Linked DNA regions of Homo sapiens: region 2 is linked to region 1. Evidence: chromatin loops called from intact Hi-C (ENCODE). Cell type or tissue: heart right ventricle. All regions are shown on one strand. Links, peaks and the distances in the headings refer to the core of each region. The heading gives the core; the rest is flanking DNA. Region 1 overlaps CBR3-AS1 (CBR3 antisense RNA 1). Region 2 overlaps DOP1B (DOP1 leucine zipper like protein B).

What was found. A loop is a pair of places that touch in the nucleus more often than their neighbours do. Peaks named below come from ENCODE experiments on the same cell type or tissue, not always from the same donor. Only the 100,000 strongest peaks of a DNase experiment are listed, where the experiment ranks them.
Region 2: it touches region 1 in a loop (2.1-fold over the local background); 3 of 110 quality-filtered maps call a loop at or near these places.

The regions. Positions count from the first base shown.
Region 1 is chr21:36,147,792-36,155,754 of GRCh38, reverse strand. The region is part of intron 1 of CBR3-AS1 (CBR3 antisense RNA 1); the gene reads left to right. Among named protein-coding and RNA genes, the nearest start is that of CBR3-AS1, 4.5 kb to the left of the region's middle. RefSeq lists an enhancer at 1-405. In heart right ventricle, for the core only: a CTCF peak has its summit at 2,560 (motif pointing left); no DNase peak of the experiment used is centred there; H3K27ac peaks cover 216 bases.
Region 2 is chr21:36,231,484-36,241,464 of GRCh38, reverse strand. It overlaps DOP1B (DOP1 leucine zipper like protein B), which reads right to left. Exons shown (of 37, transcript NM_001320714.2): 15 at 8,390-8,661; 16 at 4,051-4,203; 17 at 2,764-2,864; 18 at 1,510-1,700. Among named protein-coding and RNA genes, the nearest start is that of DOP1B, 80 kb to the right of the region's middle. RefSeq lists an enhancer at 1,027-1,526. In heart right ventricle, for the core only: no CTCF peak of the experiment used is centred there; no DNase peak of the experiment used is centred there; H3K27ac peaks cover 1,409 bases.

The DNA of each region.
Region 1 (7,963 bases), core at 1,396-3,895:
GGTCCAGTCCGACCGCTTCAGGGTAGGACGCACCTGGAGGGTGCGCGGTAGGCAGTGCTCACCTGAGCACAGGCCCTGTCCCCACCCAGCTGTGGCTCCAGCCAACCCGAAGTGGGCCACTTGTGGATGAAGGCTGTCATTTCTGCAGTGGCCTCGCTCCTTTTAACTCCCGAGCGTCCTTTAGAAATGTTCAGACCAGGTCTGGAGTTCGTGAAGGCGAGGCAGTGGTCAATGAGCTTGGGAGGTGGGGGAGGTCATGAGCACCTGGAAGTTGTTTAGAACACTTTGTGTATATGCATGTTTCTAGGGGAGGGGTATATTATCAGCTTCCAAAGTGGATCTATCACTTCCCTGGAAACACTAAGAATATTTTAATAGCTTGGGATGCTGGACCTGTGGCCCAGCCAGGCTGCTGATTCTGATTTTGTCTCCATTTGGCATATACCAAGTGCCCCAGATGTAAATCCTCTCATGGTCAATTTGAGGAATGGTCTTAAGATAGAAGCAGAGAGAAACGAAAAGATTGAGCCATAGTTAGCAGGAAAAAAAATTAATTTCATGAAAATTGATTTCCTAATGAGAATATGATAAACTGGTTTTACAAAAGCAGCAAACAAAACCAGCAAAAACCAAAAAACAACAAAAAAAAAACAAGAAGATGGCAAGCAGGTGAGTTTTTTTTTTTTTTAGGTTCTTCAAATCCTAGTCACACTCAACACTGCACTGAACAGAGATGAAAGAACTGCTTTACACTTAACATTGAAAAAAGAAGTAGTCTGTTTGTGCCAAAGCCACCATGCACATACAATCTGTGCCTTGTATTCATATACCACCTATCTGTAAAGGATTCCAGGTGTGTGTGCGTGTGGGGGGGTTTAATTTAATTTTGACAAATTCATTTGTAAATCATAATTTAAAAAACTCAATTTATAATTGACAGTATACTGTCAATTACTGTATACTGTATACAATATACTGATACTGACAGGATTGACAGTAAATGTACAACATTGAGATTTGAGTATTCTGGCCGAGCGCAGTGGCTCACGCCTGTAATCCCAGCACTTTGGGAGGCCGAGGCAGGTGGATCACCTGAGGTCAGGAGTTCGAGACCAGCCCGACCAATATAGTGAAACCCTGTCTCTACTAAAAATACAAAAATTAGCTGGGTGTAGTGGTGTGCACCTGTAGTCCCAGCTACTGGGGAGGCTGAGACAGGAGGATTGCTTGAACCTGGGAGACAGAGGTTGCAGTGAGCCTTGATCACACCACTGCACTCCAGCCTGAGTGACAGAGTGAGACTCCATCTCAAAAAAAAAAAAAAAATTGCATATTCTGACAAGAAATATGTTTTCTTGGATCAAGTTGTCTTGTCACAACTTAAAAGTCTACTTAGCTACTTTCATCAGTTTAAGACATGCAGAAACGGTCAGGGTCCTTTCATAATAATACTCAAACCAAGTAAAGCATTTCAACTTTAATTTAAACCGGAACTTTAATCCTTACCCCTCTTGACAGTAAAGAAGGCATTATAAATCAGAACCCACTGCATTATCTGGCTCAGGCTGATCACCCAGTAGAGAGATTGGCCAAGTAAATTCATTCTTAGTTTTGATATGCAGATATTGGTGACCCTCTAAGCCAGTGTCTTCTTTTTTCTTTCTTTTTTTTTTTTTTTGAGATGGAGTCTAGCTCTGTTGCCCAGGCTGGAGTGCAGTGGTGTGATCTTGGCTCACTACAACCTCCGCCTCCCAGGTTCAAGCGATTTTTCTGCCTCAGCCTCCTGAGTAGCTGGGATTACAGCTGTGCGCCACCATGCCCAGCTAATTTTTTGTATTTTTAGTAGAGATGGGGTTTCACCATGTTGGTCAGGCTGGTCTTGAACTCTTGCCCTCAAGTAATCTGCCAGCCTCGGCCTCCCAAATTGCTGGGATTACAGGCGTGAGCCACCGCACCAGGCCTAAGCCAATGTCTTCTATAAACTAACTTCTACTCCACCCATCTTGGTAATAACCACTGTTCTCTGTTGGCTTCTGCCTCCTTTCTCAAAACATCCATTCCCTTTGCCCTCCCCATGTTCTTAGTGGAGAAGTCCTGTGCAGTTTCTATACTTGATACCGCATCCACTTTGCAGTTGACTTGAAATAACAACTAAACCTTTGTCATTGACACCTGTTTCGTCTCCACACTGCATCCTTCTTCAGATTCTTGGTCTGTCACAATCCTTGTTGCTGTTCAGTAGGTGAAGGCAAAGTCAAAGGGTTGAGTCTAAAGCTGATATTGTATGTGGGTGTACCACACATGCAACAGTCTAGAAAAATCTATCACAAGGCTGGGCCTGGTGGCTCATGCCTGTAATCCCAGCTACTCGGGAGGCTGAGGCAGGAGAATCACTTGAACCCAGGAGGGGGAGGTTGCGGTGAGCTGAGGTGGCGCCACTGCACTCCAGCCTGGGCAACAAGAGTGAAACTCCATTTCAAAAAAAAGAAAAATGTTTCACAGAAAAGCTGATGTGGAAAGAACCACTGGCTCCCTCTGGTGTCTAAAAAAAACACATTGTATTAGCCAGGTGTGATGGCATGCACCTGTACTCCCAGGTACTTGGGAGGCTGAGGCAGGAGGATCACTTGAACCCGGGAGTTGGAGGTTGCAGTGAGCTGAGATCATGTCACTGCACTCCATCCTGGGCAACAGAGTAAGACTCTGTCTCAGAAAACAACAAAAACAATATAAAACAAACAAAAAACACATTGTATGAGATAATCCATTTAAAATATGCTGCATTGAAACCATGCTTCATTTCTCTATGGAAAAGTTCACATATAGGCTAACTTGGGGATCTATTAATAATAACCATATGACTTATACTTTAAGCATAATCTAATTTACACTTAGATTTAATGTATCATCTCCCTTAGTTCTTACACCAAGAGAGTTACTACTCTCTAGACTCATCAGTGAAGCTGGACCTGCCAAGCACTGGAGACCACAGGACTTTGTAGTCAGTCCTAGATATGATCCTGGCTTTAGCTCTGAGATCTTGGGCAAGTTAATTAACCTCTCCAAACCTTTATTTCTTCGTTCGAAATATGACAAATATGACATTGATTCCTACCTTAAAGGATACAGTGGTTTCAATGTGTCCCCTAAAGTCATGTGTTAGAAACATAATCCCCAAGGCAACAGTGTTGCAAAGTGGAACCTTTAAGATCATGAGTGAAGACTCTGCCCTCATAAATGGATTAATACCTTTATCAGGGGAGTGGATTCCTGATAGAAGGATGAGTTTAGTTTGCACCTTGTGAGCATTCTCTTGCCCTTCTGCCTTCTGCCATGGTAGAACACACAAGCAGGCCCTTGCCAGATGCTAGTGCCATGCTTTTGGACTTCCCAGCCTCCAGAATTGTGAGAAATAAACTTACTTTTTTTTTTTTTTTTTTTTTGAGACAAGTGACAGAGTCTCTGTTGCTTAGGCTGGAGTGAAGTGGCATGATCATAGCTCACTGCAGCCATAAACTCCTGGGCACAAGTGATACTCCCACCTCAACTTACCAAGTAGGTAGAACTAAAGGTGAGCATGATCACACTTGGTCAATTTTTATTTTTTGTAGAGATAGGGTTTCTCTATGTTGCCCAGGCTGGCATTGAACTCCTGGCCTTAAGTGATGCTCCCACTTTGGCTTCCCAAAGTTATAGGATTATTGGCATGAGCTACTGTGCACAGGCAAATTTACTTTCTTTATAAATTACCTAGTTTGTGATATTCCATTATAGTAACACAAAATGAACTAAGGCAAAGGACTATAGTCAGAATTACCTAAAACCATGTTGGGAAAGCATTAAGCAGGACATATGGTCTAATTTGCCATAGGTTCTCAATTCATGATTTTTTTCTCCTTTTGATTCCAAGCCCAATTGTTTTTTTTCCTACAGCATAGGGTGAACCCCCAACATCGGAGGCAGGTCTCAGTTAATTTAGAAAGTTTATTTTGCCAAGGTTGAGGATGGGCAACCATGACACAGCCTCAGGAGGTTCTGAGAACTTCTGCCCAAGGTGGTCAGGGCACAGCTTGGTTTTATACATTTTAGGGAGACATGAGACATCAATCAATATGTGTAAGATGTACATTGGGCCAATCCAGAAAGGTGGGACAGCTCCAGGTGAAGGCAGGACAGCTGGAAGCCTGGAGGGGACTTCCAGGTCATAGGTAGGTAAGAGAAAAATGGTTGCATTCTTTTGAGTTTCTGATGAGCCTCTCCAAATGAGGCAATCAGATATGCATTTATCTCAGTGAGCAGAGTGGTGACTTTGAATAGAATGGAAGGCAAGTTTGCCCTAAGCAGTTCCCAGCTTAACTCTTCCCTTTAGCTTAGTGATTTTGGGGCCCCAAGATTTATTTTCCTTTCACAATACTATAAAACATGTTAATGCACTTCTATTAGTTAGGTTCCTTTTGATTGCAAGCAACAACTACCCAATTCAATATAGCTTATGAAAAAGAAAATATATTTTAAGGATACAAGGGTATCTTGGAGCATCTCTGAGAATTCAAGATTTCAGGAATGATCTGAGGACAGGGAAGGGAGTTTCTCTTTGGGCCACTTCTTTTCTTTTCTTTTTTTTTTTTTTTTTCCCCAAGACAGGGTCTCGCTTTGTCATCCAGGCTGGAGTGTACTGATACAAACACGGCTCACTGTAAACACCTCCCAGGCTCAAGCAATCCTCCTGCCCCAGCTCCCCAAGTAGCTGGGACTACAGGCATGTACTGCCACACCTGGCTAATTTTTGTATTATTCTGTAGAGACAGGGTATCACCATGTTACCCAGGCTGTTCTCAAACTCATGAGCGCAAGCCATCCACCTGCCTTGATCTCCCAAAGTGCTGGGATTGTGCTGGCAGGAGCCACCACACCTGGCTTAAATGCTCCTCTTGATGGTTGGCCTCTTTCTCTGGCAATGGCTGGCTCCCTCTGCTCCTCAGGCACAGGGGGTGAGATGCACAGTAACAACTCTGATCCAATCCAGCTGGTTCTTTTTAGAGGAAAAACCTATAGCTGGAGCAGTCAACAGAGGCAAGGTCACCTTGTGGCAGCTGCAGCTGCAAACATGGGAAGGAAGCAGGGGGCAGGGGAGGGCAGGAGATCATATTTTGGAAGAGGGTGCTGGGCAGACCATCCAATAAGGGCTAATGGCAGCCCTTCTCTAAGAATGAGAAATGTCATTCTGACCAGCAGTTGACAGTTAAGGGTCATCCAAATGAGCTACATGCTTATCCTAAAAGGATTGGCTAGAGACAAAAGAGGAAGTGGGTTACACACTTATCCAAAAAGGATTGGTTAGAGACAAAAGAGGAAGAAGAAATAAAAGGGACTGGCTCATTTCTTCTGAACTTCCTGTCTGTAACTTTGTCAGGCAGAGCCTGAAGTGCTCTGTGGTTCCTGGGCTATTGCCCGGCATTAGCAGGACTGGAGTTTGGCTGCAGAGGGAGGCGAGAGTACAAAAGATACTCGGGAAGCTGATTGAAAGCCATTAAATTGTTTTTAGAGCCAGGAAAGGAGACATTAAAATGTCTTAGGAGCTGTAGCCTGAGATGAATACCATAAGAGCATGTTGGATTTAATCAGTGACATACAAATAGGCTAAAGGAAGTTTTTGTTGTTGTTTTAGGCTTTTTTTTGAGACAGGGTCTTGTCCTGTCACTCAGGCTGAAGTGCAGTGGCGCAATCATGGCTCACTGCAGCCTTGACCTCCCAGGTTGAAGTGATCCTCCCAACCTCAGCCTCTGAGTAGCTGGGACTACAGGTGTGCACCTCGTCTGCCTGATCTTTTTGAATTTTTGTAGAGAGGGGTCTCGCTATGTTGTCCAGGCTGGTCTCAAACTTCTGGGCTCAAGCAACCCGCCTGCCTTGGCCTCCCAAAATGCTGGGATTATAGGCATGAGCCACTCCATCTGGCCTCAAGATGTTAAATGCAGTCTAGGTGGGATTCAGACTTCCCCCTACCCCAAGTGGATGAAAAAGTGGGTGCAGGCTGTGAGAGTTAAACTGACACTTTGAGGTGCTGCCATTGTAAATCAGAGAGTTAAGAAAAACAAATAGCTACATACTGTGATGAACCAGAAATAACCAGGTCATCCTGTGCAGTTCAGTTCCCCCAAATAAAAGAAACTTGAGCATTCCCATACTTTACTGATTCCCTAAGGAAAAACGGCATTATCTCTTATGACTGCAGTGCTTACCTATGTCAGGGGATATGATGTGACATTTGTGGGTTTGATAATCAAGTGACAACATTTCTAATTTCACACAGTGAGCAGCCTATCATAAACTTGGTAACCTTGGCAAATTTGTAGTTATTTCCCTTTGGTTTTTTTCCATCTTTCAATGGATTCGTTTTCTTTTTAAGTAGAGACAGGGTCTGGCTGTGTCACCCAGAATGCTGCAGTGCAGTGGCACGACCATAGCTCACTGCAGCCTTGAACTCCTGGGTTCAACTGATCCTTCCACCTTAGCCTACCAAGTAGCTAGGACTACAGGTGTGTGCCACCATGTCTGGCTAAGTTTTGTTTGATTTGTTTGCAGACATGGAGGCCTGCTGTGTTGCCCAGGCTGGTTTCAAACACCTGACCTCAGGTGATCCTCCTGCCTCAGCCTCCCAAAGTGCTGGGATCAGAGACTTGAGCCACTGTGGCCAGCCGGAATGTAAATTCCACTGAATTTTTTTGTGTGATTAGCCTTCTTGCCGAAGCCTTGACACTCTTGCAAGCCTTTGCGAGTACATTTCTTCTATTTCAGAAGACTCCTTGCTCTCCAAGACTTTTTTCTACAAGGTGTAACCAGAAGCCAGGAGGCCTGTTGCAAAACCAATCCCATTTGAAAGCAGAGAATGTGAACTCACCTATTGTCATAATGATTATAAAAGAGGCTTTGGCTCACTCCTGTAATCCCAGCACTTTGCAAGGCCAAGGCAGGCAGATCACCTGAGGTCAGGAGTTCAAGACCAGCCTGGCCTACATGGCGAAACCCCATCTCCACTAAAAATACAAAAATTAGCCAGGCATGGTGGTGCACGCCTGTAATCCCAGCCACTCTACTCAGGAGGCTGAGGCAGGAGAATTGCTTGAACCTGGGAGGTGGAGGCTGCAGTGAGCCAAGACGGCACCACTGCACTCCAGCCAGGCGACCGAGCAAGACTCTGTCTGAAAAAAAAAAAAAAATTATGAAAGAGGGTGGGTGCGGTGGCTCATGTCTGGAATCCCAGCGTTTTGAGAGGCAAAGGAGCGAGGATCACTTTAGTTCAGGAGTGCTAGACCAACCTGGGAAACATAGTGAGACCCTGTCTCTACCAAAAATTAAATTATTTGGGCATGATGGCACATGCCTGTAGTCCCAGCTACTTAGGAGGCTGAGGTGGGAGGATCACTTGAGGTTTTAGTCATGGAAGTCTCTTGCCCTGGAGGTCGAGGCTGCAGTAACCCATGATCGTGCCACTGCACTCTAGCCTGGGCAACAAAGCAAGACACTGTCTCAAATTAAAAAAAAAAAAAAAGGCTTAGGGAGTTACTGAAGAATCACCCTGGGCTGTAGTTCACAGGGAGTGTGCATAGGTTAAGGAGAAGACATCTGCATGAGTTTCAGTAAAGAGATACAGTTGCGGTGGCTGGGCAACCTCGTAAACATTCTGGGAAGGAATGCAGAATGCAAAACCCAGCTGAAAAATCTAGAAGAAATCATGTCCCAGTTAAAGAAGATATTCCTCCTGAGTCCTTCAAGCTCTGCTACTTTGTAAGTATAAGAACCAGCCGGGTGTGGTGGCTCATGCTTGTAATCCCAGCACTTTGTGAGGCTGGGGTGGGCGGATCACTTGAGGCCAGGAGTTTGAGACCAGCCTGGCCAACATGGTGAAACCCCATCTCTACTAAAAATACAAAATATTAGCTGGGCATGGTGGTGGGCGCCTGTA
Region 2 (9,981 bases), core at 4,975-7,474, 82 kb before region 1:
CTAAATACAGACATTTGTCCTTTTTTTCCTTCACCCTTGATCTGGAGAGGGGGGTGTCTGGAGCTTATTCCTTTGGTTTCAACTTCTCGAACAGCGTTAGCTTATAACTGTCTTTGAAGTGAGCTTGCTAGGCAGAGGAAAACTTGTTCTTCTTTTCTTTCTTTTTTTTTTGAGATGGAGTCTCACTCTTTTGCCCAGGCTGGAGTGCAGTGGTGTGATCTTGGCTCACTGCAACCTCTGCCTCCTGGGTTCATGCCATTCTCCTGCCTCAGCCTCCCGAGTAGCTGGGATTACAGGCCCCTGCCACCATGCCTGGCTTATTTTTTGTATTTTTAGTAGAGATGGGGTTTCACCGTGTTAGCCAGGATGGTCTCGATCTCTTGACCTCACGATCTGCCTGCCTCAGCCTCCCAAAGTGCTGGGATTACAGGGGTGAGCCACCGTCCAGCCCTTCTTTACTTTTTAACCCTTGTCTTGCCACATTCTGGGCCTTGGTTTTTACTTCTTAGACTAGGTCACTACAACCTTCTTATAGCCTTGTCTGTTACTTTTCTTGGAATGAATGAATGCAGTACTTCTTCTTATTATTATTTTTAAATTTCTGCCTCAAGCTAAACAAACTCACTCAAAGTTTGCAAACCATCCCTTAGAAAATTGTGAAGTCATTAAATACAGCTATTGTAGGAAGTAATGTTAGTTCATAAAATGCATTAGATATTAATCACTGAAGTTTAATTGACTCATCAGGCTTATTTAGTTTTTCTTTTCTTTCCTAATTTCTACCTATATTCTTTTATGTTTGTGTTAAAGATGCCTCTGGAAGTTCTCTGAACTGAAAGGTTTATTTCTTCTTCATTTCTGATAATCTGATTAACAAGATTTTATAGTCTAAAAGAATCTTAGAGCACAGATAGAAAATAAACCACTTACCTTGTAGTTGAAGGTTCACAAATAAGTTATTTTATTTATTTATTTATGTATTTATGAATGACAGTCTCTCTCTGTCACCCAGGCTGGAGTGCAGTGGCACCATCTCAGCTCACTGCAATCTCTACCTCCCGGGTTCAAGAGATTCTCCTGCCTCAGCCTCCTGAGTAGCTGGGATTACAGGCATGTACCACCACGCCCGGCTAATTTTTGTATTTTTAGTAGAGACGGGGTTTCACCATATTGGCCAGGCTGGTCTTGAACTCCTGACCTCAGGTGATCCACCTGCCTCAGCCTCCCAAAATGCTAGGATTACAGTTGTGAGCCACCGTGCCTGGCCAACTTTCCTTTTTTAATAACAAAACAATCTGGTTTTTCAGTGAAAACAGCAAACCCACTCCCTAATAGTTCTAAATGCTAGATCACTAGGTCCTTAAATTGCCGAAGTCCTCACAATTTACAAAGTACCATTTGCATCTAACAAAACCCCCTAGTGGGCCTCAGTCTCTCAGCTATCACTGCTGAGGTCCAGTCCCCCCACCCATTCCTCCCTCACCCTCGGGTCCTGTGCAGGCTGCTCACCGGCCGAGTTCTCCTGCTTGAGGCAGTGGATGGAGGTTCTCTGGGTTTTTGGCTGCAGCAGCAGCAGGAGCACGGGTTCGAGGATGCGAGCCACGTCCCCGAGGGAGAGCGCACGCACCAGCCAGCCCTGGGCTGCCGCACCGATGGCACCATCCGTGCAGGCCAGGCTGTCCAGCACGACAAACAAGGACCTGCAGTGGGAAACACACCAGTGAGTTCACTCGCAGCCACCCCTGTGCGCCAGGCACCGTGGCAGACACTGGGCATAGGGCGTCACCCAACACAGGTACCCTAGGACCTCCACCCAAGCTGGACTTCCAGACCCAAGTAGATGAGCACAATGGGGACTCAACTTTGGTTTCGCGTTGGAATCACCAGTGGGAGCATTTAAAATCCCAATGCTCAGGCCTCACCCCAAATGGGTTATATATCTGAGTCTGGGCCTGGGCCTCAGGCATCAGAATCAGCTGGTGTCTCTAAGGCCGAGTGCCTGGCCTCACACCTAGAGTTTCAGAGGCACTCGGGAAAAACAATGTGGAATACAATGGGCTGCAATCAAGTTCACCTCTTAAGCATGAGACAGTGATGGGACAAGCACACACACCAAGTATGGTCACTGCTCCAGGGGAGGTCTAGGCCATCTGACCTCCCTGCAAAGTCCCCTCATAGGGGCATGCCGTAAAAGCTGCACAGGTGATCCCGGGGCATGCCAGGATTCCTCACATCCCAACCAAATTAAGAAAATTCCTAACATGTGTTCACATGTGTCTGGCCTAAATTCACTTAGGGGTTTATGGGAACCACTGGCTGTGCTCGGAGGGGTCATGTGCAGGGGTCAGCTTTTCTTTGTTTGAGATGGAGTTTCGCTCTTGTCACCCAGGCTGGAGTGGAGTGGCGCAGTCTCGGCTCACTGCAACCTTTGCCTCCCGGGTTCAAGTGATTCTACTGCCTCACCATCCCAAGTAGCTGGGATTACAGGTGCCCACCACCACGCCCAGCTAATTTTTGTATTTTTGGTAGAGATGGGGTTTCACCATGTTGGCCAGGCTGGTCTCTAACTCCAGGCCTCAAGTGATCTGCCCGCCTCGGCTTCCCAAAGGGCTGGGATTACAGGCGTGAGCCACCACACCCGGTCATATGGGTTCATGTTTTCAACTGCACGCTCCTCTCCCTCCCCAGCCCCACACGTTGGGCAGGCACCTCTGTGGAGTTTCCTCGTGAGTTAACGGTAGATCATAACGAAGGCCGCCTCACCTATCAAAGGAGCGATTGTGAGATGTTACTCGACTGCCTTGGATCTCTCTTGTCAGATGCCAGATCACGGAAAATCTAAACAGAGCTTCCAGCCTTGTTCCCTTGATGAGGAGATACATGGGAGTGAGGAACTTGGTTTTGTAACTGACCACTGTCTTCAGTCACCATAAACCCCATTTAAACAATAGATCAAAGACTTCAGCAGAACTGACAGCAACCACAGCAAAGACGCTGCATTCTCCTTTGACTGATTCGGCCAGAAGGAAAAGGAGAACCTGCATCCTCTCTCTCTGATTGTTCACTTTAACACAGCGGCACATTCAGAACTCAGTATTAGAGTCCAGGGTCACCCCTGTGGTCTGCAGCCAAAGGAAAACACAAAGGAGCATGGCTTCCTTGCAAGTGTCAGGCCCAAGTGTCTTAAAGAACGAGGAGACACAACAGACTGGAAAGGAGACCCAGGACGATAAATTCTCAATAAAATATATTCTTTTAAAAAAATTGGTTTATTATTATTTTTATTTATTTATTTTTTGAGACGGAGTCTTGCTCTGTCACCCAAACCAGAGTGCAGTGGCGCGATCTCGGCTCACCGCAACCTCCGCCTCCCAGATTCAAGTGGTTCTCCTGCCTCAGCCTCCCGAGTAGCTGGGATTACAGGCATGTGCCACCATGCCCGGCTAATATTGTATTTTTAGTACAGACAGGGTTTCACCATGTTGCCCAGGCTGGTCTCAAACTCCTGACCTCAGGTGATCCGCCTGCTTTGGCCTCCCAAAGTGCTGGAATTACAGGCGTGAGTCACTGCACCTGGCCTTATTTATTTATTTATTTTTGGTAGAGATGGATCTCACTATGTTGCCCAGGCAGGTCTTGAACTCCTGGCCTCAATTTCTCCCACCTCAGCCTCCCAAAATGCTGGGATTACGGGTGTGAGCCACCACGCCCTGCTTCAATAAGTTCTTAAAGGGACAATAAATTCCCTACAACTGCCTATTTTGCCAACACCTGCAGAAGCCCTGCAAGTCCTTCCAGCAAGTTTGGGCAGGTTTCCCTGGTGAGCCTCAATATGGTCACAAACCACATTTCCAGGGCTGTAAAAAGAATGGCTCATGCTTCTAGTGGCCTTCCAGTACTGAAATCCTAGAACACCTCTGCTTATTTTATTAATCACGATGTCCACTCAGCCCCAGAAAGACTTCGACCGAATGGATGTCAGTTGGCTAAGGGCACGTACAGCAGGGGCCGGGGTGCTGCAGGATGGAGGTGGCGGCCAGAAAGGCTCACCTTGTCAGGGTCCAGGAGGGCATGGCAGATGATGTCCTCGCAGATGTTGGCCGTAGGGGCCAGGCAGTGCAGCCGGTAGAACAATTCTACGCAGGTGACGTGATGCTCCCGGGTCTCTTTGTTCAGCTGATTCCAAAGCACACGAGCCACCCTCTGGGACAAGGAAAAGGCAGGCGGTGGGGGACCAGGTCAACACAGGCAACATCCGCTCACATCCTCACTCAGTCAGTCCCAGCCCCGACATACTGGATCTCACCTATACTTGCCATGTGAGAATCCTCCATGCTCAGAGACAAATCACCAACAAATAAAGCAAGAAACCTACCAAAGGCTGGGAGCGGTGGCTCATGCCTGTAATCCCAGCACTTTGGGAGGTCGAAGTGGGGCAGATCACCTGAGGTCAGGAGTTCAAGACCAGCCTGGTCAACATGGCAAAACCCCAACTCTACTAAAAATACAAAAATTAGCCAGGTGTGGCGGCGGGCACCTGTAATCCCAGCTACTTGGGAGGGTGAGGCAGGAGAATCACTTGAATCCAGGAGGCGGAGGTTGCAGTGAGCTGAGATCCTGAGATCATGCAACTACACTCCAGCCTGGGCAATAGAGTGAGACTCTGTCTCAAAAAAAAAAAAAAAAAGAAAAAGAAAAAGAAAAAAGAAAAAAAGGAAAAACCCACCAAAGTCATCCAGGCAGCAGGCAATGTTATAGGAGGTCAAACCTGGAGGTTTCTGGCCGACTAAGAACACTGCAGCTCTTGCCTCAACCTCAACATTACTTTCAGAAAGAGAATTAACTGGAAACTGGACCAAAGGGGTTGAAGCATTCTTTCAACAGGCAGGTGCCGAGCAGGCACTGGGGAATGCACAGATGTACCCTCTGGGGAGTTTGGTGAATTTACAGTGGTTGTCAAGATCACTCATTCTGGGGTTCAGCTCCACAGCACTTGGTCACCTCTGGGGTCTGCTCGAATTGGTTACCACGCAGCATGGATAAAGAGCCACGCCTACCAGCTTTAATTCCACTAACTTGACTCTTCCCTTTTCCCTGCACAACGCTGTGGCAGGTGCCTGCCTCACTTTCAAAACACTATTATACCCCCAAATCGTGTCCTCCATCTTCCCAGCCCTGAACTGAGCTCATTAAACATGCATGGTCTGCAAAGGGCTACAGCCCCTTGCCAAGTGGCAGGGAGCAGGAGCCAGTGTGCCTGCCCCAACAAGGGTGAGACCCAGAAGGAGGGCTGGTCCCCACTTCCGGGAGGGAAATTTCTAAATTTCTAAAGACATTCTTATACTTCATAGACTATATGAAGTTTATATCTCATAGACTGGAGTATTTTAGGCATAACTTAGATCAAATAACTTCTTTGGCCCATTTATTTCTACTCAACAAAACCGTCTTTCTCTGCATAGATCAAGTTAACCACTGACTGGCTCAAACTCCTAACCATTATTTTGTTACTTTTTCTCTAAGGGAAAGTGATTTCCAACAATCACATTACAATTGAATTCTGATATATAACTTTTTGACTACGTAGACCGCCCCCCCCCCGACTTCCTTGCTGTCACTATGGCAAATATATATGCAAGAGACTCCCTTCCGGAAGGTTTAAAAAATTTTTTTGCAAGGTTTTTGAGAGTTGATGCCGATCACAAATCCATACCTACTCCCTCATATATATTTTTTTGAGGCAGGGTCTCACTATGTGCCCCAGGCTGGAGTGCAGTGGCACGATGTCAACTCACTGCAACCTCTGCCTCCTTGGCTCAAGTGATCCTCCCACCTCAGCCTCCCAAGTAGCTGGGACTACAGGTGTGTGCCACCATGCCAGGTTAATTTTTGTATTTTTTTTTTTTAGACATGGGATTTTGCCGTGTTGGCCAGACTGGTCTCGAACTCCTGAGCTCAAGCAAGCAGCCCTCAGCCTCCTAAAGTGCTGGATGCTGGGATTACAGGCGTGAGCCACCGAGCCGGGCCTTCCTTCACATGTTTAAACCTTACTCTACTCCTCTGTTCTGGGTGTTGTCTTAGTTATCTGAAATCTGCCAACACTACCTGATAAGAAAGGTCAGGGCACCCTTGGGCTATCTGACCTTTTCTTGTTTGCACTGTGGGAAGCAGGAACTCTGGTATGTGAGCTGTTCCCGCAGGATTAAAAAAAGGCTGAAAGATCAGACAACAGCCCTGTCTGGAGTCTGAGAATTGGGGGCACGTCCTGGCTATGGGTAAGGTTGCTGTGTCTCTAGTTCCAGCATCTGCAACAGGGACAGGCACTAGCTGCCGCTGTCCTCAACTCTCAAGAACTGTACAGTACATAAAAGTGTGCTCCAAGGAATAAATCTTGGTACTCTACTGCACAGTAGGGTGACTACTGCTAACAATAATGCATTGTGTATTTCAAATTGCTAGAAGAGAGGGTTCTGAATGTTTTCACAACAAAGAAATGATAAATGCTTAAGGTGATGGGTATGCTAATTACCATGATTTGATCATCATACAATGTATAAATGTGTCAGAATATCAAATTGTACCCATATATATATACAATATTACATGTCAATAAAAAAAGTATGCTCTTGGCCGGGTGCGGTGGCTCACGCCTGTAAGGCACTTTGGGAGGCTGAGGTGGGAGGATCACTTGAAGTCAGGAGTTTGAGACCAGCGTGGCCAATATGGTAAAACCCCGTCTCTACTAAAAATACAAAAATTAGCCAGGTGTGAGGGCGCACATCTGTAGTCCCAGCTACCAGGGAAGCTGAGGCAGGGGAATCGCTTGAATTCAGGAGGCAGAGGCCAAGATCATGCCATTGCACTCCAGCCTGGGCAACAGAGCAAGACTCTGTCTCAAGGAAAAAAAAAAAAGAAAAGTATGCTCTAGTGCCAGGCAAATGGTAAGTACTTGAATATGTACTACATGAAAATGAAAGTAAAAATCAAGGCTTCAGTAAGAACTTGGAAAAGCTTCCCTCACTGCCCCAAAATAAAAGGAATGTATTTAATGCTGCCACTTTTATTCTATGAGTACCTTTCCAAAGATTCATGATCTCAATTCTTTCTTCTTTTTTCTCCCCTGTGCCTATATATAGTGTAAATATGCCAAATTTTCTGATCTCTGATCTATGTAGGGCCAAGATGACACTTGCTTAATCACTGCTGCTTATAGCGGTTCCAGTCCTGGTTTCAAGTTCTGTCTATTCAAGATCTAATGTGACTCAACTCTAGCAGGAAGAAGAAATGTGGTACAAAAGTCAATAAGCAGCTGGGCACGGTGGCTCACACCTATAATTCTGGCACTTTGGGAGGCTGAGGCGGGCCTCCCAAACTCCTGAGGTCAGGAGTTTGAGACCAGCCTGGCCAATGCGGTAAAACCCCATCTCTACTAAAAATACAAAAATTAGCCAGGTGTGGTGGCAGGTGCCTGTAGTCCCAGCTACTCGGGAGGCTGAGGCAGGAGAATTGCTTGAACATGGGAGGCAGAGGTTGCAGTGAGCCGAGATCGTGCCACTGCACTCCAGCCTGGGTGACAGAGCGGGACTCCGTCTCAACAACAACAACAAAAAAAGTCAATGAGCAATTAAGTAAAAGCTCCCCCAGGACCTGACACCGTAGATGGTGTCCCACATGGAACCAAAGCTGAGCGGTGTGAGGAGTTCCACAGACAGACCCTCTCCCAAGCAACACAACCATAACTGGTGAAAATTATTTTAAAACCAACAACAACCAACCATTTAGAGTCTGGAAATTATCCAAAGGACATTCAGGAAATAAAGAAACATTTATTCCGGAAAACCTACGACATTTCGGTCAAAGCAGCAAGAGTCATGGCACTTGAGCCATGACCTGCTCATCATCTCCTTCCTTCCCCAGCTTAGCTCCATGGAAACGTCACTATCCACTCTGGTGCATGTGGCCAAGCAAAAGGGTGCTCTCTTTCCCCAGCTCCCAGTCAAGGGCTTTTGCACCTCCTGGGAGGGGCAGGCCACCAGCACGTCACCTTCCCACCCCTCTGCTGGATGTGGCAGAGGCTAAATCCAGGTGAGTGCAGTGGAGGAGTCATGGGCTCCCTGCCTCCACCCAGACCCCACTCCCAGGCAGGGGTTCCACTCAGTCCTGGCAGGCCCAGAATACTGGGGCCCCAGTTGCTCTCACTGTAGCTTTCCTGGAGGGTGAAAGTTACATGCTGGGAGAGGAAGACCAAAGGCTACTGCCTCTGCCCAGTGCCCTATAGAATATCACTCTCAGAGAAGTGGGCCACTGCCCCCATCCCCAGCAATACGGTTCTGAGTTTTGCTCAGGGGGAGAAGGAGGCCATAAGAAGAGTGTTCCCAGTGGGAAATACCTGATAGAAATCTGTTTTCTCTGCAATGACTTTCAATATCCCTGGAGCAATGGGAGGAACCGTCACCATCTGCAGCTTGCCAAAAAAAGGGTTGTGTCCAGAGCTCTTATAGCGTTTCATCTTGTCTTCAATGACAAGCGCCAGGGACTGGGAATGGTTTATCACTTCCAGCAGAGTGGAAATGGCCACGTTCTGGAGGTAGCAGTCAGTCACACAGCAGCAAATAGTCATGAGGGACTTCAGCCAAGATGGAAAACTGGAATCACCGGCTCCTGAAAGGAAGCCAGCCGGAGAGGCAGAAACAAGCAGAACCACGTGAGAATGGGTCCCCAGTCTGCAGATTCTACAGCACCCTAGATCTGGGAAGTTACCTGAGAAATCCACCTGGACAGCAGTGCGCTAACCTCCCGCTGGTGAGACTTATTTGGAAATAAGGTCCTTACAGAGGTAATCAAATTAAGATGAGGTTGTTAGGGTGGGCCCTAATCCAATATGACTGGTGTCCTTGTAAGAGGGACATGTCAAGGGAAGACAGGACATACAGAGGACACCCTGTGAAGACAAAGGCAGAGACGGGACTGATGCAGCTGCAAGGTGAGGAGCCCTCCAAGGGTTGCCGGCCAGCACCAGAAGCTGAAGAGGCCAAAAAGTATTCCATCCAGGGTCTCAGAGGAGGAGTATGGCTCTGCTGACACCTTGATCTTGGACTTCTGGCTTCCAGAACTATGAGACAAATTTCTCAGTTTATGGTACTTTGTTAGAGGAGCCCTAGCAAACCAATATATAAAATATTGGCCAGGCACGGTGGCTCATGCCTGTAATCCCAGCACTTTGGGAGGCCAAGGCGGGCAGATCATATGAGGCCAGGAGTTTGAGACCAGCCTGGCCAACATGGTGAAACCCCATCTCTACTAAAAATATGAAAATTAGGGGGCCAGGTGCAGTGGCTCACGCCTGTAACCCCAGCACTTTGGGAGGCCTAGGCGGGTGGATCGCGAGGTCAAAAGATTGAGACCATCCTGGCCAACATGGTGAAACCCTGTCTCTACTAAAAATACAAAAATTAGCTGGGTGTGGTGGCGTGTGCCTGTAACCCCAGATACTTGGGAGGCTGAGGTAGGAGAATCACTTGAACCCGGGAGGCGGAGGCTGTAGTGAGCCAAGATCGCGCCACTGCACTCCAGCCTGGCGACAGAGCAAGACGCTGTCTCAAAAAAAAAAAAAAAAAAAATTAGCTGGGCGTAGTGGCACGTGCCTGTAGTCCCAGCTACTGGGGAAGCTGAGGCAGAAGAATCACTTGAACCCAGGAGGCGGAGGTTGCAGTGAGCTGAGTTGGTGTCACCACACTCCAGCCTGGGCAACAGAGCCAGACCCTGTCTCAAAAAAAAAAAAAAAACAAAAAAACCCAACACAAAAAAAACTTTATCAACAGGCATCATGAAATAGTCTATTTACTATCACTGAATGCCACTCATGTTCTAGGTCTTCTGATGGGCTGTGCTGGACACCCAGGGTTTAAAAACATAGGCCCCACCCTTACCACTTTGCCATGTGGTGAGACACAAGTCAAAAATGTACTAATTACAAATGAG